3 separate regions of the Mus musculus genome follow, and regions 2 and 3 are each linked to region 1. The links are chromatin loops, found by intact Hi-C in ENCODE. Cell type or tissue: heart. All regions are shown on one strand.

What was found. Hi-C counts contacts between places; a loop is a spot of excess contacts. Peaks named below come from ENCODE experiments on the same cell type or tissue, not always from the same donor. Only the 100,000 strongest peaks of a DNase experiment are listed, where the experiment ranks them.
Region 2: it touches region 1 in a loop (2.2-fold over the local background); 2 of 42 quality-filtered maps call a loop at or near these places.
Region 3: a loop joins it to region 1, with 8 times the contacts of the local background. A loop is called at or near these places in 5 of 42 quality-filtered maps.

Annotation. Positions count from the first base shown.
Region 1 is chr7:34,194,533-34,202,532 of GRCm38, forward strand. Pdcd2l (programmed cell death 2-like) reads right to left here and starts at 2,138. Exons shown (of 7, transcript NM_026549.4): 1 at 2,004-2,138; 2 at 1,740-1,906; 3 at 1,534-1,594. The coding sequence starts at 2,111. Gpi1 (glucose-6-phosphate isomerase 1) reads right to left here. Exons shown (of 18, transcript NM_008155.4): 18 at 6,795-8,000. The coding sequence ends at 7,882. In heart, CTCF peaks have their summits at 1,298 (motif pointing left) and 4,005 (motif pointing left); a DNase peak (open chromatin) is centred at 2,159; H3K4me3 peaks cover 1,332 bases; H3K27ac peaks cover 699 bases.
Region 2 is chr7:34,128,631-34,136,630 of GRCm38, forward strand. Wtip (WT1-interacting protein) reads right to left here and starts at 4,638. Exons shown (of 8, transcript NM_207212.2): 1 at 3,859-4,638. The coding sequence starts at 4,429. In heart, no CTCF peak of the experiment used is centred here; DNase peaks (open chromatin) are centred at 3,951 and 4,681; H3K4me3 peaks cover 3,030 bases; H3K27ac peaks cover 2,313 bases.
Region 3 is chr7:33,791,012-33,799,011 of GRCm38, forward strand. No RefSeq gene overlaps it. Among named protein-coding and RNA genes, the nearest start is that of Scgb1b24, 51 kb to the left of the region's middle. In heart, a CTCF peak has its summit at 4,185 (motif pointing right); no DNase peak of the experiment used is centred here.

The DNA of each region.
Region 1 (8,000 bases):
CCCACAAGCCCTTGCTGGACTTTCCCCCTGAGGCTATCAATTTAGCTAGTAAAGATTTAAATGTCTTAGCTTAAAAAACAAAAAACAAATAAACAAAAAAGCATTTTTCTACTTCACACAACCTTGTGTGCCATGCACATACATGAATATATATATATATACACATATATATATACACACACACACACACTTACCTATATTTATTCAAATGAGAAAATCAGTAAACTACATGTCTCTCGTATAAACTATTATACTTGACTTGGTATTTAAGAGTACTGGCTGCTCTTCCAGAGGACTAGGTTCAATTCCCATCACCCATATCAGGCAGCCCAGGAGATCCACTATCTCCACAGACACCTGCACTGATGGTCACATGCATATATGTAAACTGGAAAGTAAAATCTTGGGGGCTGGCGAGATGGCTCAGCAGGTAAGAGAAATGACTGCTCTTCAGAAGGTCCTGAGTTCAAATCCCAGCAACTACATGGTGGATCACAGCCACCCATAATGAGATCCAACATCCTCTTCAGGGGCATCTGAAGACACCTACAGTGTACTTATTTGTAATAATAAATAAACTTAAAAAAAAAAAAGTAAAATCTTAAGAAAAAGCCAGAAAACTGAGGGAATAGCATTTGATGATTCTGAAAGACTAAAGTTCATTCCACGGCAGCAAAGAAGCATGTTTAAAAGTTTGGTATTAGGGGCAGGGAGATGGCTCAGCACCTACATTAAGCAGCTCTCAAAACACCTGTAACTCCAGCCTCAAAGGCTCTGACACACACGTGTGAAGCACACACTTAAACAATTGTTTTCCTGACAGGGTTTCTCTGTGTAGCCCTGGCTGTCCTGGAGCTCACTCTGTAGACCAGGCTGGCCTTGAACTCAGAAATCCACCTGCTTCTGTCTCCCGAGTGCTGGGCTTAAAGACACGTGCTACCACCACTTGGCCTAGATTCACTTTTATTCCACGTATATGGGTGTTTTCCCTGCATGTATGTCTGTTCACCACAGTGTGCTTGGTGCCAGTGAGGCCAGAAGAAAGCATTGGAACCCCTGGAACTGGAGTTACAGGTAATTTTGAACTGCCACCTGAGTGCTGAAATTTGATCCTGAGTCCTCTGAAAGAGCAACAAGCAATCTTAGCTACCGAAACATCACTCCAGCCTCCAAAAGCAATCTTTTAAAAAACTGTCTTAAGGGACTGAGAGAAGGCTCGCTCTTCAAGAGGTCCTGAACTCAATTCCCAACAACCTCATCACAACCATCTATACTGAGTCTGATGCCCTCTTCTGGCATGCAGGTGTACATACAGATAGAGCACTCATACATACAGTAAATAAATAAATCTTCTTTTTAGCTGTCTTAAATAGGATGTGGTGATTCATAGCAGTTATCACAGGACTAGGGAAGATTTAAGCCAACAAATTTATGAGAGTTAAAGGCCAGCTTGGGCTAGAGAGGGGAGACAAGTTGCTGTAAACGATCCTCAAATTATTGAAAAACATAGTGTGCCAATCAGAATCGCTTTACCTGCGCGTTCCAAGTCTCTTTCTCTGGCACTTGCAGGCACTGGGAACGGAACACCTTCCAGCTTAGAGGCAAGACAGACACAGTGAGGGCTCCACCCTGGACATCCAGCCCCACCGAGTGTCACCCGGCCCGCCTCGGCCCGCCCCATCCCGCCCCATCCCGCCCCGTCCTGGGACCAGACTTCACGACAGGACTTCCCCGCCTACCTGCGCGTCTGGCTGTTGCCGCAGCCTGGACGAGCACAGGCGAACACGTACAGAAGCCGATGGAACGGGGAGCCGTCCAGCGGGCAGTACACCTGCACGACGAGCGTGAGCGGCTGTGCGCAGCGGCCACACTGCGGCCCCGGAGTGGTAACGGCCGGCAGGGCGTCCTGAGGAGCAGGCTGCAGCTCAGACCCCCGGGACCCACGCCGCTCCCGCCCGGACACCCTCCACGCGGCCCCGCCAAGACATCGCAGCCGCACTCACCGGAACGCCACCCAGCTTGCTAGAGGTCCAGGCGGAGGGCCCTTTGGGGCAGCCCTTCACCGCCGTGTCTCGAAGTCCCAGCAGTACAGGCTTCCTGACGGCCGCCATAACTACTGGGCTCCCACGTGACAGCGCGAGCTACGGTGGCCGACAGAGAGTGTTATCTGCGCACGCGCGCCGCCTGCTCCTCCCCGACTCCGCCCCAAAGGGGTCCTGGACGGAGACCACCTGTTTTATCTCTGATATCTTGATAGGATCTACAAAGAGGTTTAACTAGACGTTGACAACTGGAAACAGGATGACGGTATTGGCAGACAACAAGAAACATAACAAAAATAAAATAAAATAAGCCGGGTGTGGTAGCGCACGCCTTTAATCCCAGGACTCGGGAGGCAGAGGCAGGTGGATTTCTGAGTTCGAGGCCATCCTGGTCTACAGAGTGAGTTCCAGGACAGCCAGGGCTATACAGAGAAACCCTGTTCGAAAAAAACAAACAAAAAGTCCTTACATTTTAAAAAATAATCATTTATTTTTTTATTTTATGTGCATTGGTGTTTTGCCTGCATGTAGGTCTGTGTGAGGGTGTCAGTTCTTGGAGTTTCAGTTAATTATGAACTGTCCTGTGAGTGGTGGGATTGAACCTGGGTCCTCTGAAAGAGCTCTTAATTCCTGAGCCATCATTCCAGCCCCCCAAAGTCCTTAATTTTGACAGATACATTTAAAATACATATGAAGACTGAAGATTTGAGCATATGCCACAGCGGGGTTGTGTAACCTCTATGTGTTCGAGGCCAGCAGTCTACAAAACAAGTCCAGGACAACCAGGACTGTTACACAGAGAAACCCTGTATGGAAAAACAAAACAAAATAAAAATGTTGAGCATGTACATAGGTTACTCAACTGCTTACAACTCCAGTTTGCAGAGGGTAGGCAGGAGGGGAACCAATGCCAATTCTTTTTTCTGGAGTCTGTGGACAGCAGGAATACACATGGTGCACATTAAAGTAAATAATAAAAAGTTTAGCCGGGCAGTGGTGGCTCATGCCTTTAATCCCAGCACTTGGGAGGCAGAGGCAGGTGGATTTCTGAGTCCAAGGCCAGCCTGGTCTACAGAGTGAGTTTCAGGACAGCCAGGACTGCACAGAGAAACCCTGTCTCAAAAAACCAAAATAAGAAAAATTTTAGTGATGAGTTTTACTAAAATAAAAAAAATAAGCACATTTGAAAAGCATGTATTGCCAGGTAAGGGTGAACTCTGGTTATAGTTTGGACTAAATAGTGAAACTCAACCCAGCTCTGGCTTGAGAGTATCTCAAAAGCAAATAAACCCTGAAATTGGGACTGGATCAACCAACCTGATCAGTAACTTTCAGGCTACTGAGACACTGTCTTTATAAAAAAATAAATTAAAAAAAAAGGACTGACTGGACCAGAGGAATCACATGTGAGGTTATCCTGTGTCCTAAACACACACACACACACACACACACACACACACACACACACACACACACACACAGAGCCAGGGAGCAATCCAGCAAGCAGTTGCTCATTGGCTCTTTCTAGGACTTCCCTCAATAATAGATCATGACCGGAAATTATAAGCCAAAGTAACCCTTTCCTCCACAAGTGTTTAATCCCAGAAACAGAAAGCACATGTGAGTTTGACTACTTTGAGAAACCATAGCAGTGTGAGAATTTTAGAAATGGGCTAGAAAGATGGCTCAGTGGTTAAAAGCACTGACTGCTCTGCCAAAGGTCCCGAGTTCAAATCCCAGCAACCACATGGTGGCTTACAACCATCTGTAATGGAATCCGGTGCACTCTTCTAGTTTGTGTCATTTCCACAAAGGTAGCAGCCAGGATACAGGGAAAGAAGAGTCTGCAGCAAATCTCTCAAAGTCATGTCTTTCCCTCTCAAGGGAGACATTTTTCTCCAACTGAGCCCCACCTACTTTCCACCACTTACCAATAGTGCCACCTGCTGGACACAAGTCAAGCACTTGAAACTTGGAGAAACTTTACCCCACAAGTGTGTCCACATGATAGATTGAACCCAATCTTTGAGCATGCGCTACCACTGACCTATATCTGAGACCCTACTGTGACCTACCACCCTTTTCTTGAGACACGTTTCCACTGTATAGCTAGACAAGTCTGGAACTTGCTCACTCAGCCCAGGCTAATCTCAAGTAAGTACCATATACATCCCATTACTGAGTATGTGCCTGCCACAATACATGTGACATCAGCTCACCCCATCCACCTTTATATAGGTTTCATAGATGAAACTCAGGTGACTTGAGTGTAGTTTTTTTTTTTTTTTTTTTTCAATTTTTTATTAGGTATTTAGCTCATTTACATTTCCAATGCTATACCAAAAGTCCCCCTTACCCACCCACCCCCACTCCCCTACCCACCCACTCCCCCCCTTTGGCCCTGGCGTTCCCCTGTACCGGGGCACACAAAGTCTGCGTGTCCAATGGGTCTCTCTTTCCAGTGATGGCCGACTAGGCCATCTTTTGATACATATGCAGCTAGAGTCAAGAGCTCAGGGGTACTGGTTAGTTCATAATGTTGTTCCACCTATAGGGTTGAAGATCCCTTTAGCTCCTTGGGTACTTTCTCTAGCTCCTCCATTGGGAGCCCTGTGATCCATCCATTAGCTGACTGTGAGCATCCACTTCTGTGTTTGCTAGGCCCCGGCATAGTCTCACAAGAGACAGCTACATCTGGGTCCTTTCAGTAAAATCTTGCTAGTGTATGCAATGGTGTCAGCATTTGGAAGCTGATTATGGGGTGGATCCCTGGATATGGCAGTCTCTACATGGTCCATCCTTTCATCTCAGCTCCATACTTTGTTTCTGTAACTCCTTCCATGGGTGTTTTGTTCCCACTTCTAAGGAGGGGCATAGTGTCCACACTTCAGTCTTCATTTTTCTTGAGTTTCATGTGTTTAGGAAATTGTATCTTATATCGTGGGTATCCTAGGTTTTGGGCTAGTATCCACTTATCAGTGAGTACATATTGTGTGAGTTCCTTTGTGATTGTGTTACCTCACTCAGGATGATGCTCTCCAGGTCCATCCATTTGGCTAGGAATTTCATAAATTCATTCTTTTTAATAGCTGAGTAGTACTCCATTGTGTAGATGTACCACATTTTCTGTATCCATTCCTCTGTTGAGGGGCATCTGGGTTCTTTCCAGTTTCTGGCTATTATAAATAAGGCTGCTATGAACATAGTGGAGCATGTGTCCTTCTTACCAGTTGGGGCTTCTTCTGGATATATGCCCAGGAGAGGTATTGCTGGATCCTCCGGTAGTACTATGTCCAATTTTCTGAGGAACCGCCAGACTGATTTCCAGAGTGGTTGTACAAGCCTGCAATCCCACCAACAATGGAGGAGTGTTCCTCTTTCTCCACATCCTCGCCAGCATCTGCTGTCACCTGAATTTTTGATCTTAGCCATTCTCACTGGTGTGAGGTGGAATCTCAGGGTTGTTTTGATTTGCATTTCCCTGATGATTAAGGATGTTGAACATTTTTTCAGGTGCTTCTCTGCCATTCGGTATTCCTCAGGTGAGAATTCTTTGTTCAGTTCTGAGCCCCATTTTTTAAGGGGGTTATTTGATTTTCTGAGGTCCACCTTCTTGAGTTCTTTATATATGTTGGATATTAGTCCCCTATCTGATTTAGGATAGGTAAAGATCCTTTCCCAGTCTGTTGGTGGTCTTTTTGTCTTATAGACAGTGTCTTTTGCCTTGCAGAAACTTTGGAGTTTCATTAGGTCCCATTTGTCAATTCTCGATCTTACAGCACAAGCCATTGCTGTTCTGTTCAGGAATTTTTCCCCTGTGCCCATATCTTCAAGGCTTTTCCCCACTTTCTCCTCTATAAGTTTCAGTGTTTGAGTGTAGTTTTAAGTGCCTTTTAATCCGGGGACCCAGAAGGGCTACCAAACACCCCCCCCCACACACACACACACTATTGCTTCCCTTTTGCTTTAACCCCCTTTAGCTCCAGGACATGTCCTCCCCTGAGCTTCCCTTGAATCTTCAGATAAAGACACACAGCTTGTTACTTTACAACTTACCTTCTGGGCACAATTGCTGGGCACAGATATCTCCTGCCTGGAAAAGCATCCACTTAACCAATTATCACCATCTCTCCACCTGCCCTAAATTTAGTAACTAGTCCCACCGAGCCCCTATTAAACATCCTTGGCGGCTCCCCTGAGAGCTCACATGGTTGTTGTGTCCTTCTTCCTCTAAAACACAGCAGAAAGACACTTTCTCCTTCCCTGCATCTATCTGCCTTTTTTTCCTCCTGGGACCTGGGAAGTCCACCTATACCTTCTGTCCAGCAATTGGCCTCTAGCTTTCTTTACTGACAAATCAAGAACCAATTGGGGAACAGGACTTTAGCATCAGAACCACCCACTTCAGTGACCAAGTTTGTGTACAGTCTACAGGGTAGACTCCTGTTTGAGTGTTTGGCCCAAAGGGAGTGGCATTACTAGGAAGTGAAGCTATGCTGAAGGGTGTGCCACTGTGGGGGCAAGCTTTGAGGTCTAACTTGCTCAAGCTAGGCCTACCTTCCGCAGCCTTCGAATCAAGATGTTGAACTCTTGGCTTCTTTTCAAGCACCAGGTCTACCCACATGTGCCACCATGGTCTGCCATGACAATAATAGACTAAACCTCTGGACTGTAAGCCAGCCCCAATGAAATGTTGTCTTTTACAAGAGCTGCTATGGTCATGGTGTCTCTTCACAGCAATAAAACCCTAAGACATGTACCAAGTCTTTTTATTGACTGGCCATCAAATGGGCCTAATTAACATGGTGGAAAGTAGAATGACAGGGCTGTCACTCAGTCTCACAAGGACTCACTGATAGCCAGGATATGAATGTGACAGTAATGACACCCTGCTAAAACTGTCTTTTGAAGGGTATAATCGAGTTCATCCCTGGGTTCTTTTGTTTGTTTTTAAGACTTATTTATTTTATGTATGTGAGTACATTGTAGCTGTCCTCAGACACACCAGAAGAGGGCATCGGATCTCATTACAGGTGGTTGTGAGCCACCATGTGGTTGCTGGGAATTGAACTCAGGACCTCTGGAAGAGCAGTCAGTACTCTTAACTGTTGAGCCATCTCTCCAGCCCCATTCCTAGGTTTTGATACCAAAAATAAAGCGAAGGTAAACAAACAAACAAGCAAGCAAAAACCTACCTAGTGAAGCAGAATTACTTTTTCCACGTCACCAAGGTGAGGAGGGGAAGGAGGTGAACACGTGACTGGAGAGCAAGTTGCCCACCTAACTGCAGATCCCTGACCCCACCCTACCCAACCCCTTTTTTGTAGACAGGGTTTCTCTGTGTAGCCCTGGCTATCCGGGAACTCATTTTGTGGACCAGGCTGGCCTTGAATTCAGATAGACCTGCCTGTGCCTCCCAAGTGCCCCTATCACCCAGCTGTCCCCTCATAACGATCAATCCTCCGAGACTGTGGACCAGCCCACCACCAAGTAAAGAGCCAACCAAACAAGGCATAAGCAGGGTCACCCACAAGTAACAGATAAAAGTACTGACTCAGTAAACTGAAGAGGCTGAGCCCCCATGCCTCCTCTAGGTGTCTTTATTCTAGCTGGGGTGTGAAATACAGGTCAGAACAACATGACACGTCAAAGCCCTTCCATCAGCTTCAACAGGGAGGGTGCGTAGTGGGTGGATGGCAGTTCCAGACCAGCTTCTCCCAACAGCCTTGTAGTCCAGGCCAACTACCGGTGGTGCGCTCTGGGCAGGGAGGGGCAGGACCATGCAGTGCATATGGTGAGAAGGGACACGGAGGACCAGTCAGTAGGGCCGCGGCTGGAGTTATTCTAGTTTGGTGTCCCGCTGTTGCTTGATGAAGCTGATCAGTCCGTTAGTGGAGGAATCATGGGAGGTCACAGCAGAGCTGCCCTCCAGCTCCGGCTCAATTTTCTTGGCCAGCT
Region 2 (8,000 bases), 66 kb before region 1:
ATAAACACAAAGAACTAAGATGGAAAGGAGGTAAGATGAAAGGGCAGAGGGAATTGATGCTACATGGACTTAGAAGTTTGTGCTTTAAAAAAAAAATATTCATTTGTGTACATGTGCACACACATGACTATGTGTGCACAGACATGACTATGTGTGCACACATGAGACATGTATGGTCAGAAGACTACTTACAGGAGTCAGTTCTCTCCTTTCTACCATGCAGATTCTGAGACTCAAATGTGGGTAGACAGGCTTGGGAACAAGTTGCTTCTTTAGCCTCAGAGGCATCTCAGCCCCCCACCCCCATGTGTGTCTGGACGTGTGTGTGTGTGTGTGTGTGTGTGTGTGCATGTGAAAGATCCTTCTACAGATTTATAACCAAAAGAAAAGGGCCAATGGAAAGAGGAAAACTTAAGTTGGAGGAAGAGGTCAGAGAGATCAGAATGGTACCCTCTCAGGTGGCAGACTGGCTGTGTACTGAGGCAGAGGGAGAAACAGGAAGCCAGGCCACAAAGACTGAACTTGGGGACCTCAGTATTCTGAGTGAAGTGGAAAGCAGGATGGGTGTCAAGAGACCAGAAAGCTGTTGAACATAAAAGCAAAGTGACTAAGGCTAGGGGCAACACACAAAGTCCTACAAACCCACTTAGGTCAAAAACAGGCCAGTGAAATGGCTCAGAGGGTCTTGCAGCTAAGCCTGACAACCTGGGTTCAAGCCTCAAAACCTACATAGTAAAGGAAAAGAACCAACTCCCACGAGTTAAGTCTGTGACCTCTATACACATATATACATGCCAGAGCATTCATGTGTCTACACACACACACACACACACACACACACACACACGTCACACAGTGGGAAGAGCTGGAACCAAAGGCTGCTAAGAGAAGCAAACACAGAGTATGGCCTAGGAGCCTTAGCAGTAGATGGTCAGTTCAGGGGCCTGAGGCTGTTGGCCTCCATCAGACAGCAGAACTGGGGAGAAGACACAGGGGTACCAAGAGGTCAGCTGACACAGAGCCTATGGAGGAGGGAGCTAGGGATGGAACAGACAGAAGAACACACTATAGACAAGGTTCTTAGAAGTCAGACTTCCTTCTGTAAGAGGTGCTTATTCAGGTCAAAAGATTTGAAACAGGGATGGCGAGATGGCTCAGCCATTAAGCGCACTGACTGCTCCTCTGCCGGTCCCAAGTTCAACTCCCAGCAACCACATGGTGGCTCACAACCATTCGTAATGAGATCTGATGCCCTCTTATGGAGTGTCTGAAGTCAGCTACAGTACTTAAGAAATAATAAATAAATCTTAAAAAAAAAAAAAGGAGAAAAAAAAAGATTTGAAACTTTTTAAACTGCAAGCTGGATAGGATGGCACGTGCCTGTATTCCCAGCGATTGGAAGGCTGTAGCAAAAAGAGTTCAAGGCTAACCTAAGCTAAGACTCTGGCCTCTAAATTAAATTTTTAAAAAGTGAAATGAACACATTTTTGTTTTCTGTTTTGCTGTCCAGGTCTCATTTTGTAGCACAGGCTGGCCTGGAACGCATAATGGTTCTGTTTCAGTTTTCCAAATGCTTGTTTACTATACCTAGAAACTGCCATTTCTGTAACTCAAAAACCCCAACTGATATCAAACACATAGTTTAACCGAAATTGCACATTTTTAAGAACCAGAAAAAAGGCATATTTTTGGTTTAGGGAGTGAGAGCTAGCATTTAGAGCAGGTATCACGTCTCAAACCTGTGACCCTAGCATTCAGGAGGCTGAGGCAGGAAGATGGTTACTTGGTGGTCAGACTGGCATACAGAGTGAGGCCCTAGCTAAAAAGGGGGACTGAGGACACTGTTCATTTGCCTGAGTACTTGCCTTGCATGCATGAAGGCCAAGGTTCCATCCTCATCACCCCATAATCTAGCTGATTGTGCTGTGCACACCTGCAATCCCAATGCTTGGGGTTTAGGCTTGGGAAAGGCTGTCCTGAGCTCCGGAGCACATTCTGGAGCAGCTTGCACTAGATGAGAGCTTATTCAGAGAGGGAAACCTCTATAATCAGCCAGCGCAGTCTCCTGTGTGGCTAACAGGGCTAAAGCTGAGCCCTCGGTGCTCTTTAGAAAGGATCCTCACCTCCAGCAGTTTTGGGCTATAGTGTCTTTACCCTCACATTAAATACCCAGCATAATACGCAGACTTGAGAGTGGCCACAGGGGCCAACAGACAGACCAATGCTGAGCCTCTAAGTGTGCACGGGCCAGAAGATGATCAGATGCTCAACCAAGAGCACAGAGAGTATCCGGCTGAAATGTCTCAATTTGGCTCCTGGCAGAAGGTCAGTTTTTCACTCACCTCCTACTCCCAGGCCATTTACAGCAGCCATCACCTCGGCTAAACCACAGATTCCCCATCCTGACTTCTCACGTCATCAGATCAAGCATCTCATTCCAAAGCCAAACCACTCTAGCCCGTGCATGCCCTTGACCATCCTGGGCTACAACCTTCTCATACCCTCACTTTCTTCCTCCACCCTGGAAAACACCCACACGACCTGCTAAGGTCTACTCCCCTAAGATCTACTTCAAAGCATCGTGGAGCTGCTAGCTCTACTGAATGTGAGACAGCTCAGACTCAGCCAGCCCTGTCCCAGGCTTGCTAACCATACACATCCCCAAGCCAGCTTCACTCCCTGTACCTGACTCACCTAACTGTTGTGCCAAGAAAAGCCATCAGAGACTTTGGGGCCTTGCTAATGCATGTGATTTCTTTACCAGGGCTGTTATGAGTCAGAGTCCCTTTCTTTGGTATTTAATGATATAAAGTCTATTTTCTGTTGCCACTTTTTGAAGCACAGTCTGACTTTGTAGCCTTGACTGTTTGGGAACTACATGTAGACGAGGCTGGCTTTAAACTATCCTACTGTTCCTGAACCCCCAGTGCTGGCATCACAGGTCTGTACCAACCATGCCAAGCTAAAGGGTGACGTCTGAACGCGTATTTTTCTTTGTATTTTTTCTATCTATGTGTAACCAGATGTAAGGCTGGTTTGTGGTTTTGTTTATTTGCTTTGCCTTGCTGGAAAACAAACCTAGGGCAGTGATAGGCAAGTGCTCTATCACAGAGCTACCCCCCTAGCTCGGTATTCTTGTAGGAAATATCCTGTTTATAAGACCTAGCCCAGAGAAGCCTTGAATGCTTGCCTTGGTCCTGTAGCCTCACACAGTTCCACCTACAGCCTCTACCAGCACTGAAGTCTCAGTCACACAGGTTCAGGGGTACCCGGGGAACCCCATCTTTCTGCCCCTATCCATGCCTCAGTTGGAAGGGGAGACGCTTCCGTTCTGCTCTTCATCAAACTTTATTAGGGGCAATACTAGGGATGAAGAAGAATGCCCAGCAAAGGAGCTTAAGAATGGGTCAGCAGTAAGAGCTTGGTGCTCTTGCAGAAGACTCAACTTCTCAACGGAGAAGACTCAGTTCCCAATACTGCTCACAACCAGACTCCAGTTCCAGGAATCTGACACCTTCTGACCTCCCGAGGTACTTTCAATATACACCTAACTGAATCTTTTGCAGAGTCCATATGTCTCTACTCCTAGAACTTCAGAGTCGGGGGCAGGAAGACAGGCCAGTCTAAGCTACAGAGTGAAACCTTGTCTCTAAGTAAATAATCATTTTTTTAAGTGTCCAGAAAACAGGTTAGGCTGTCAATCAGCCTGATTTTGTCTGGATCCCACCCCTCACCCACCCCCACCCCACCCCCGCCTCAAGTCAGGAAGCGCCGGGCATCTCCGCATCCGTGGCTGGAGAACAGCCCTTACCAGAACCCCGGGACCCCCGACCCAGACCCTGGCCCGCGCACGCTCACCAAAGTAGTCTCGCGCCGTGCGCGCCTCGAGCGCGCGCTCCAGTTCCCGCGTGAGCGCCTCCAGCCGCCGCTCGGCCGCACTCGGGCCGCCCTCCCGGCCCGGGGGCAGCGGCAGCGACGGCAACGGGAAGGGGAACTGGGCAGGCTCCGGAGAGCGGGCGGGCGCCGGGCCGACGCCGGGCGGCAGCAGGTCTGCACAGGCGCCCGCTGAGCCACGGGAACCCAGGCTGGACACGCTGGAGCGCGCGCTGCCCCCCGACGGCGGCCCGGGGCCGGGGCCGTGGCGCTGGTCATAGCCCAGGCTGATACCGCTCGAGCGCGCGCTGCCGCCGTCCGAGCCCGCGAGGCTGGCGCGCGGGCCTCGCTCGGGGCGGCTCGGGACGTCGGGCGCGGCCTCGGGGCCGCCGCAGCCACCCTTGCCTCGGCGGCCCGACGCTGGCGCCGCCTCGTCCACGGCCCTCGGCCCGCGCCGCACGCGCCCTGGGGAGCCGGCGGTCGGCTCCGACTCGCGCAGGCCCAGCCCGGCCAGGAGCAGAGCCGCGTCGTCCGCGGCCGTCCGCGAGCGCTGCATGGCCGTCGGCCCGCCGCGGCGCGTCACCTCCGCCTCCGCCGCCCGCCGCCGCCGCTCCGGCAGCGCCGCCGCATCGTCCGCCGGCCCGCAGCCCGCCCCGGGACCCCTGGGCGCGGGGCGGGGCGGGGCCCGGGTCGCGGTCGCTCGGCGTGGGCCGCACTCTCGCGCGGGGCCGTGGCGGGGAGGGAGGGAGGAACGGAGGCGCGCGGCGGAGGAATGCGCGCGCAGCTCGGGGCCGCGCCCCCTCCGCTTCGAGACCGCGCGCAGGGGGCGGGGGGACGGAGGGACTCCTTTGCCCCGTCAGGAATGTGAGGAAGGAGACTGCGCAGCGGCCTCTGGAATGTGGGGGGGGGCGGCGACGGCCCGGCCGAGGGGTGCGCAGACTTCGCGAGGACGCGGGCGGGACAGCGGTGGCCCAGGCTCTGGTCCACCCCGAGGCCTCAGGGCACATTCCAGATTCCCCCCCCACCCCCAGGCTGAGCCCCGAGCCCACATCCTCCCTCCCCATATTCCTCCCTGGCCCTCTGCTAAAGGAACACAGCCTGATGCTGCCTGCTTTGTGCCACATGGATGTGACACCAACGTGGGAATTCTGGCAGTTTCAAAACACAGTGTAAGGATTCTAGCAAAGTCTAGGTATAACCGTCCCAATTACACATTCTGGGACTTAGAAAAGAATCACGGGATGAGTTCCGGGACCCATTGTAAGTGTGACTTCCACCAAAATTCTTTTAGGCTGGAGCCATGGCTCAGAGGTTAGGAGAGTTTGTTGCTCTTGCAGGGGACCCAAATTCAGTTCTCAGCATCCACACGATGGTTCACAACTCTCCTTAACTCCAGTTCGAAGAAATCTGACCACCTCTTCCACTGCTAGGCATGAACGTCGTGCATGATGTACAAGCAAGCAAAACAAGCCTGTTTATCAACTGGCATCCCTACTTTAATTGGAGAGCCATAATGAGTCTAAGGGTTTTTTGTTTGTTTGTTTGTTTGTTTGTTTGTTTTTTCCGATGTGAGGGGACTCTCAGAATTATTGTCAATTTAGAACCAGTATCCACTAGGCCTTGGAAAATCCAGTTGTTTCCTTTTCTCCGTGTTAGTTACCCTGGTAGAAGGAAGCAGGCTGAACGTGAGACTCCCATATTGTATCTTACCCCAAACCCACAAACAAACAAAAATCTGTCTTACCCTGCAAGAGCTGTCATGGGAAAGAAAACCAAACCTCATGTGTTGTGTCCCAGTAATCAGGAAAACAGTTTTAAAGGAAAGCCCTTCACTTCCAGACTCCCTTTTCTCAGAGGGGGATGGTAACATGCCCCAGTACCAGGGGAAGGGAGCTTGTTGGCAGCAGACTGACCTACCCAGATGCACAGAAGCCTGGCCTTCACTGTGCAAAGAGCCAGCTGGGACACCTGCTTCCCAGATGGAAGGGAAACTGTAGTGTCTGGCCCATCCCCCCCAACCCGCCCTCCAACCTCCCCACACACACATGCACCTCCTAGGACCTAAGGAATTCCAGCTCTGCCTTATGCACACAAGGTGTGGAAGCAAGTATTTGAGGAACAAATGTCCAGTCAGGAGAGCCACCTCATGGTCCAATGAGAAAGGAGAAACCATTTGACCGGTGATCCCATTTCACTGATCACATTTATCAGCCATTTAAAAGTGAAAATGTTGGGGGCCAGTGAAAAGCCTCCAGAAGGTAAAAACCACTTGTATACATATACCTAATGCCTTATTTAGTTCAATCCTCAGAACCCACAGTAGAAGGAGAGAACCAGGTCCTTAAAGTTGTCTTCTGACCGCCGCCACATACACACAAATCAGGGCTGGTTGATATGCCTGACCACCCACATTACATTCCCTGGACCCACACACACCAGGAGTAGACTGCAAAGTTCTTCTCAGACTTCCATATACACACACTGTGTGTATACAAGCACATCCACATGTGAACGTGCACACACAGATTACTGAACTACCATAAAATTATAAGCAGAAATTTCTTTCAAAACATCTATTCTAGGTTATGATTGTCCCAGGCTATAATCAGGAGGCTGAAGCAGGAGGATCACTTTTGAAGCCAGCCTGGGCTGCATAGCAAGAACTGCCACCACCTCCCAATAAAAACAAGTAAATGTTTCAGTCCAGCTTTCACAGTTAGAACCTTCAGAATTCAAATGATACATTAGTGTCCAGGGTCAACTAAAATCCATTTCTCTAGAAATAAGAAAACCTAAAAGTAAAGCAACCTAAAATGACCAAATATGGGATAGTAGAAGACGCAACTTCTATGAAATGGCATCCGTTGTTTACTGATGAATCTGCATGCTTCACGTCCTAGCACTGGAGAAACGGAGGCCAGCTGGAAGACTGAAGCAAAAGGAACACACATTCAAGGCTTGCCTGAGCTCCAGAACAAATTCCAAGTCAGTCTGATCAATGTAGTGGGACTCTATCTCAAAAAAAAAAAAAAAATCATAAAAGGAGCTGGGGGTCAGGGAGATGGTTTGGGGAAAAGGCACTTGCCACCAAACCTGATGACCGCAGTTCCATCTGTGGGACTCATAAGATAGGAGAACCCCTCCACTAAAAGTTGTAGTCATCATCTGGTCACACCAGATAGATAGATAGATAGATAGATAGATAGATAGATAGATAGATAGATAGATAGATATGACAGATAGATGTGAAAGCCTAGTTGGACCCCTCAGTACCACAAATGAGCTAGTGTGAGAGTGTACACATTATTTACAGAAACCAAGTGCGTCACGGTGACTCACACCTACAGTAATTATTTTATTCTAATGACTTATAAGAGTTTGTTACATATTTTCACTACCAGTATACCATTTTTTACAAATAGTTTCTACTAGTTTACGTCTTCTCCGTCTCCTCCCTTTGATGTGTCTTCATAAGAACAGAAGTTATTTTATGGGGTTGGAGAGCTGGCTCAGCAGTTAAAAGTACTGCTTTTAAATATATATTGGTTGTTCGAGACAGGGTTTCTCTGTGTAGCCTTGGCTGTCCTGGAGCTCACTCTGTAGGCCAGGCTGGCCTCGAACTCAGAAATTCGCCTGCCTCTGCCTCCCAAGTGCTGGGATTGAAGGTGTGGGCCACCACCGCCAGGCTCCTAGCAACACTTTTTTTTTTTTTTTTTGGAACAGTAATTGTGTTCGGAATATAACTAAACAGAACTAGGGGCCTACAGTTCTACTTGGTTGATTTTCTTTTTTCCTCCCTCCCTCTCTCTCTCCCTCCCTCCCTCCCTTCCTCTTTCTTTTCAGCCCAGGCTGGCCTCAAACTCTCTATGTAGCCAACACTGACTGTGTAGATGATCCACCTGTCTTTGCCTCTCAGGTGTAGGATTAAAGGCATGTACTACCAAGTTCAGATCATGTTTGTTGTCTTTAGTGACAGCAGCTAAATGTCCCAAATAAGCTTTGGGCTGGGGTTTTGTCCTGTTGAGTTGAATACAGGAGGAAAATGTTCCATCTATGTGTAGAATTCAGGAAGCAGATTCCCAGTTTAAAAAAAAAATAAAAACTATCTATAAAAATACTTCTCTAAA
Region 3 (8,000 bases), 400 kb before region 1:
GCAGGTGTAGGGAACCTCTTCCCTCATCCCTCTCTCCTATAACTTCGGGGTTTTAGCAAGGTAGCTCTGGGAATCCCAGGTAGGGCTGCCCCTTGGCCACCCCATGAAGAGTGGCATAGAGGAATGCCCACACAGGGCTGAGTGGAAAGTGTATGGCAGCTCTCCCACGCCTGATTGACCAGAGAATATGTAAACTCTGGCAGTGTGTGGGTCTTCCCCCACCCCTTCCCCAGGACCCCCATTTTAGTTCCCAACAGAGTAACAACAATATGAACTAACTGTACCCCCATAGCTCCCTGGGATTAAACCACCAATCAAAGAAAACACATGGTGGGACTCATGGCTCCAGCTTCATATGTAGTAGAAGATGGCCTAGTTGGTCAACAACAAGAGGAGATACCCTTGGTCCTGTGAAGGTTCTATGCCCCAGTATAGGTGAATGCCCGGGCCAGGGAGCAGGAGTGTGTTGGTTAGTGTGCAGGGGGGAGGGTAAGAGTGTAGGGGGTTTTCAGAGTGGAAACCAGGAAAGAGGATAACATTTGAAATGTAAACAAAGAAAATATCTAATACAAAAACAAAAAATGTTTTTAAAGCAGAGAGAAACATCTTACAGATATGGGTGAGTATTCCTCAGAGATATTAACCCCATCAGGCATGAGAAACTTTAAGGAGAAGGTACAAGATGACTCATCATACCCTGTCACTCATGCTGGTTTAAGTATGCTTGGCCCATGGAAATTGTCACTATTAGGAGTTATGGCCTTATTGGAGTAGGTGTTTCCTTCTTGGAGCAAAGGTTTCACTCTGTAGGGGAGATTTGATGTCTCCTAGTACTCCGGCTCCACCAGGGACAAGGAGACATGCCTCCTGGCTACCTGAAGAAGCCAGTCTCCTCCTCGATGCCTTAGTATCAAGATGTAGAACTCTAAATATCAGCTCCTTCTCCATCACCATGTTTGCCTACACACTGCCTTACTTCCTACCTTGATATTGGACTCAACCTCTGTAAGAGTAAGCCAGCCCCAATTCAACTTTTGACTTTATTAGAGTTCTCAAGGTCATGGTGTCTTTTCCCAGCAATAAAACTCTAACTAAGACACAAACCAAGAACAATCCTTGATAAAAAGCACTTAGAAGCCAGAGACAGCTGTATCTCTGAATTGAAGGCCAACCTGATTTATAGTGTGATTTCTAGAATATCCAGGGCTACCCAGAGAAACCCTGTCCTGAAAAACCAAAGAGAAAAATATGATCCCCAAAGAAAAGGAAAGTGCCCACCCTAGGACAGGAGGATGTAAAGGAATCTGTGAGGCCACAACACTAACATTCTCAAGCATCATGGACAGGAGTCTCCTTGTCTCATTCAGAAGCTTCTGCTATGCCTGACACAGGTCCACGGCCACATTCTCCACCAGGAAAAGGAAAGCATTGTCCCTACAGTCTATTCACTGTTCACCTACACAATAACTACCCTCATCCTGCACTCCTGGCTCCGTTCTCCATAGCTCACCTCACTGGAGACTGGAGGCCAATGACACGTGTCTACTACCCACTCCTGCTCCAAGATAAGCCTATGCTACTCACAAAGTGTGTGCACAAATAAATGTCATCTCAACACTGGGCCTATCAGGAAGGACCCACACACCCTCTCTGAACAGCAAAGGTCTTACCTCCAAAACTTGCCTCTTGTGTACACCCACCCAGACACCTTTTATTCTTAAGGTCTCAAGGTTGGTCAAGTTGCTGGGAGCATTTGGGTCACATGCTCTCCACAGCCAAAATCTGCACCCTAACTCATGACTCCTTCCTTCCAGCTGAATTGAGAAGCAACATTTAAGCTATCCCCAACCTGACTGGAGTTGCTAGATCTTCACTCTATTTTAAAGTATTCATGGTTCCCAATTCCTTCACAATTAAAGCTCAGTTCCTCATTTGCATTCTGGGCCTGAATTTTGTATCCTGGCTCACTGGATCTGAAAACATAAGACACATATCAGTCTTGCCTCTAAGCACTTTTGTATGCCCAGTGTTTTTACCACATCCTACAGGGCATTTTATCAGTGGGGTGAGTCCACACAATCCCTGGTCTGGACTCCAGACCCCAGAATCCACAGTGGGATGTGTGAAGCTCCAGTATACAATTTAGTCATCAGATGAATGAAACATATATATGGGAAGAGCCCAGGAAACACCTGCTTATCCATGCATGGTTTGTACATGGTTCTGTAGCCATGGAAACCTGTGGAAAGTTTGTACAATTAAGTAGAGGACATCATGGTGGAGACCTGAACTAATGTAACACTATCATTGCACTGGAACAGAATAATTCTCACATGACTAATTTCTGTGCATGAAAATTAGATATCTGACAGGAAGAAACCAGACCACCTCTCCATGTGGCAGCGTTCCAGTTACTCACTGGAGAATCTTGCCAAGGATTTTTTAAATTATTTAATTTTTATGTATATGTGTGCTTTGCCTTTATGTATGTCCATGAACCATGTGTGTGCACTGGCCATGGAAACCAGAAGAGAGTGCTGTATTTTCTTCAGTTGTGAGCAGCCATATGCATGCTGGGAACTGAACCCTTCTCTAGCAAAGCAATCACTGCTCTTAACCAATGAGCTGTGGGATCTAAAAGGCTGCTGGAGAAAGAGGAGGAGGGAGAATAGCCTGTGCTCATCCAGAGTTCCTCCTATTCTCTGAGCAGGCAGACAGGGCAGGGCTGTCAGATGCTTTCTACTCGGCCCCAGGTGGGCATCTAAGCCTCTGACCCCACTCGATGGGGGGGTGGACAAGGGGCAGCCCCCGACCTGGGGAGCCCCAGGGAAACACCCTGTCACCCTGGGGTTATTGGAGAGAGGGCTGAGGGGAGACAGGCTCCCATACACGTGAGAGTGAGTGCAGCGGACTTTGGCTGGAGCACAGGAAAGCCTTCCATCTGGAGATTAGAAAAGGCTCATTAGGAGAAAACCTATCCTATCCTCCAAGTGTGGCAGGTCTTGATGAACAGAGATACTCTAAGGTTTTAGAGCTTTATTATAGAAAGGCAGGGAAAAAGAGAGAAGATAGAAAGAGAAAGAGACTGGCCATGGCCAAGAGGAGAAAAGGGAGAAAAGGAGAGAGAGAGAGAAGAAAGGCTAGAAAATAAGAGGGAGGGAGAGGAAGAGAAGAGAGAGGAGAGGAGAGGAGAGGAGAGGAGAGGAGAGGAGAGGAGAGGAGAGGAGAGTAAGAGCAAGAGCAAGAGAACAAAAGGAGTGAGAGGAATGAGAGGAGTGAGAGAGCGAGGTGGAGCCAAGCAGCCCACTTAAAGTATGCTCTTATCTTTACTGTTGCTAGGTAACTGGGGAGGAGTTTAGCCTGAAGGTCAGAAGCTTGGGACATTGCCTACATGACTTCTAGCCATGCTTCTCTTGTTGGGGCTGAAGGGGTGGTAACTTCGACAGGAGCCAGAGTTCCAGAAGACATAAGAGAACTCCTTCACTCCCATGTAAGTGAATTATCACCACCGGGTCCCAGGGTACAACATCTCAGCTCAACTGGAGACCATTGTGCATAGCCCAATGCCCCATACTGAGCCATCTCTCCAGCCCTGCCACTGGGTTTCATTTTATTTTATTTTTTAAATTTTTTAAATATTTTTTTACATATTAACTAGACACTTTCTATTGGGGTTGGTTCTGTCTGCTGTGTATTCAGATGTGCCCAATTTGGGCATTGTATTGACCAATGTCTTTCAAAGAACAGTCCCCAAAAATCTCTGATGGGGTGATAAAAGTCTAGAGACTTGTCTGGGCAGGAAAGAAAGGAAGGCAGAACTTGAGGTTGAGTAGGGTGGTCTAAGGTAGGGACCACAAGGCGAGGGAGAAGAAGGTTGCCATGAAGTAGGATGGACCATGAGAATATGGTCAAGAGAAGCTTGCCCTGAGGACACACAGGAAGAGAGCAAGCCAGGCAAGACTCAAACAGCAAATAATTCTATGCAGCCTATGGCTGTGATGTAGATTAGAGTATCTCAGAACCTGCAGAGTCTAAGCTGACAGTGGATTAATAAAAGTACCAGGTTTCTGTGTCTTTTATACAGGGGATATAAAGGCTAATGTGGGGCAGAAGCCCCCCTATAAAAATATTTCAAAACCTTTTGATAAACAAATTATAGAAAGTCAGTAACTGCCACAAGTGGACACCAGGGGGTGGTGTTTATCAGTTTTCCACAGAGTCCTGCTTTGCTGGGTATTGGAATGCCCTGCTCAAGGTCTTTGACCAAACTTGCTGGAATCATTCATGGTGGATATTGATCCATAGGTCATTTTCTCTAATATTTCTTTGTAAGCTCTTCAGCATTCTACCAGTAATATTTATCATCTTTAGAGTATCCTTCAGTTATGTCAGACCAGTGTGGGTGCTCAGGGGTGGGACACAAGTGCTATGAGTAACTGGATTATCTGGTCAGTCTTACCAGCTGCCCTCCAGGTCTAAGCACTAATTACTGGAAAATAGATGTGCCTCCTCTCCTCAAGGTTAATGTCTTAGTTAGCATTTCATTGCAGTGAAGAGACAGCATGACCAAGACAGCTCCTCTAAAGGACAGCATTTTGCTGGGATGACTTATAATTTCAGAAATATCATCATGGTTGAAAATATGTCACTGTGCAAGCAGACACGGTGATGGAAGAGCCCAGAGTCCGACAGCTTGGTCTGAAGGCAAACAGTAACAGACTGTCATTCACATTAGGTGGAGTTTGAGCTTAGACCTCAAAGCCCATCCCTATAGTGACACATGTCTTCTGACAAGGCCACACCTACTCCAAAAGGCCACACATCCTAAAAGCACCACTCCCATGGGCCAAGCATTCAAATGCATGAGGACATGGTGGTCGAACCTACTCAAATTACCATAGTTAAGGTGGTAGAACTCTGTTATCAATGTGATCTTGTGTGGTTATATGGATACTCTACTGGAGAGTCGATTCAATTCTGAAGGCTCCTTATCACATGGAGGGATGTCAGAAGCAGTAAGTTCTTGGAGTCAATAACTGACCTTCATGAACCTCCTGCTAAGGTAGTTTTTTATCCCATGTTTGCAAATCTCTTTAAGTTCCTTCACAGCCTCCTGCTGGCTGCCTTCTTATATCTGGTCCTACCACTAGATTTTAAAAAGCCAATTTACTCTGTTTTCTTCTTTGGGGCTACAAAGGAGCCTGAGAGCTAATGAAAAGTTAACATTGCAGTTAGGATAGGATAAGAAAACAAGCTTCTAACAATCTAGAAGAAAATTAGATTAGGAAAAGCAGAAAGTAGCAGAAAAGGGGGCCAGTAACCACCAAGATCCTTCATACTAATACTAGTACAAAACCTATCTTCCAATTGCTCATGTAAAATAATCAAAATAGGGGCTAGAGATATGACTCAGTCTTGCGCGCGCTCGACTGGCCAGGAAGAACGATGCTGCAACAGGATCCTTCTGCACACCTTTATTGGGAGAGCTTGATTGTAGAGGCGAAAAGACCCTGAGCCCAGAACTGGTGCTGCTTACATAGGCCTAGGAGAGGTGTGTCTCACATCTGATTGGTTAACTTGTCTTGGCAAAAGAACCTTCACTGCCTATGTATGTGTGGTGGCCAGCAGTAGCCAACTGCCACTCTGCAACTGCCACTCTGCAACGGCTTCCCACATCTCCTCCTTTTTGTTTTAATAAAATGAGGCTGGTCTAGGCCTGTGCAATTATGTCCATCCGTCGTGGCTCCTGTTTTAGGTCGTTTCTCTAATGTCACAGCCTTTCCCGTCATAGGGTAACCCTATCGCCACTGGGCCCCGTGTCTTAGGTTGGTCTGTGCATGAGGAAAGTTGCCCGTCTCTGGATACCGCAGTACTGTGTGACAGTAACTGCTAAATGACCTAGGGCGAACTTATGGCCCACAAAGGTATACTTATCCCGGTCTCAATCATCAGGAGCAGGATCATCTTCGGATTCATCTTGATCTTTCATGGTCCTTGTCAGTCGCGTCGGAACCCAAAGTGGATTTTCTTCACCCGGTACCACCGTTCCTCAGCTGAAGAGTTCTGAATCCACGCCGGATCCTTCTCAACAGTCTGTTTTGCAGAAACACTTCATTACCACCGTTCCCCAGCCAGAGTTCTGAATCCACGCTGGATCCTTCTCAGCAGTCTGTTTTACGGGAACCTTTATTACCACCGTTCCCCAGCTGAAGAGTTCTGAATCCATGCTGGATCCTTCTCAGCAGTCTGTTTTATGGGAACCTTTATTACCACCGTTCCCCAGCTGAAGAGTTCTGAATCCATGCTGGATCCTTCTCAACAGTCTGTTTTGCGGGAACCTTTATTATCTGCTCCTTCCCTGTGATGCAGTTCTGAATCCTCCCTGTAGCAGGGGGTCTTCGCTCGTGCCTAAAGATGTTTCTTTTCCAGGGTTTTCGGCACCACTTCTTGCGCGCTCGACTGGCCAGGAAGAACGACGCTGCAACAGGATCCTTCTGCACACGTTTATTGGGAGAGCTTGATTGTAGAGGCGAAAAGACCCTGAGCCCAGAACTGGTGCTGCTTACATAGGCCTAGGAGAGGCGTGTCTCACATCTGATTAGTTAACTTGTCTTGGCAAAAGAACCTTCACTGCCTATGTATGTGTGGTGGCCAGCAGTAGCCAACTGCCACTCTGCAACTGCCACTCTGCAACGGCTTCCCACAACTCAGGGTTATGTTGTGGTCTAAGAGTTGGTCCAGAGAGCATATGAGCATCAATCTCATTCAAACAGTGATGGTATCTTGAACTCACATCTTAATACTGGTCAGACCGGAGACATGGTTCACAATTCTCTAAACTATGATAATGGACACATTATCCTGTCAGTTTATAAGGGAAAAGCCGCAATGAGTTCATACTCAGGTGCAGGAAGGACAGCCTGGTTGTCTGATATGACTCAAGATATTTTAGGCACAAGAGTTTAAATTGACCTTTGATTTGATGTGCCCTATGTAAACATTTATGGAATTTCTTAAGATTAACAAACCTCAGACCATTCAGAACATAACAGAGGATTTGGTCAGGATGATCCTGTTCTGAATTAAGTTACTTCTCTGTTCCAATGACTGGCAGGCATGTTTCAGCAACAATATGAAAAAGCTGGCATGCATGGAACAGAATGGCTATGATTATTCTTGGGGTCAGAGGATGAGCACACAAGAGGCTATGAATGCAGAGGTTCAGGCTTTTGTTACCAACACCCACATCAAGATCTTATCACCACCTCTAACTCGAGCTTGAGGGTTTTCCAAGACATAGCAGACGACTGCACCCACATGTTACACACACACACACACACACACACAGAGAGAGAGAGAGAGAGAGAGAGAGAGAGAGAGAGAGAGAGAGAGAGAGAGTCAGACATACTAACACATAACATGATTGACTCATTGGGGTTTTTTTGAGACACATTTTCTCTGTGTCATGGCTGTCCTGGAACTCACTCTGTAGCCTAGGGTGGCCTCAAACTCAAAGATCTCCCTGCCTCTCCTGCCTCTGCGTCACTTGTGCTTGGTGTAAAAGATTGAACCACCACAACCTAGACAAACATGTCATTTAAAAAAATGAAACATCTTTTGAAAAATAATAATGAAAATACACCAGGTCAAAAAAAAAAATGTTAACTCAAGCTACAGACCAAGTGAATCTACCAGAATCAGTGTCCTGTATACAATGTTATCATGACCTTGATGTTAAAAAGCTTCAGACAGGCAGTGCTGGTGTACACTTTTAGTCCCAGCACCAGCATGGAAAGAAAGGCATATTTCTGTGAGTTTGGGGCCATCAAGGTATCTGTGGTGAGTTCCAGTACAACCTGGACTACATAAAGAAACCCTGTCTCAATAAAGAAGAAAAAAATGCAGATCCAGTCCCTTGCCACAGCTGTTTCTAGACATGGCTGAGCAAAGGAAAACAAGGTAACTTAGAATCAAATTCTGTCTAAGGATGGGACCAAACC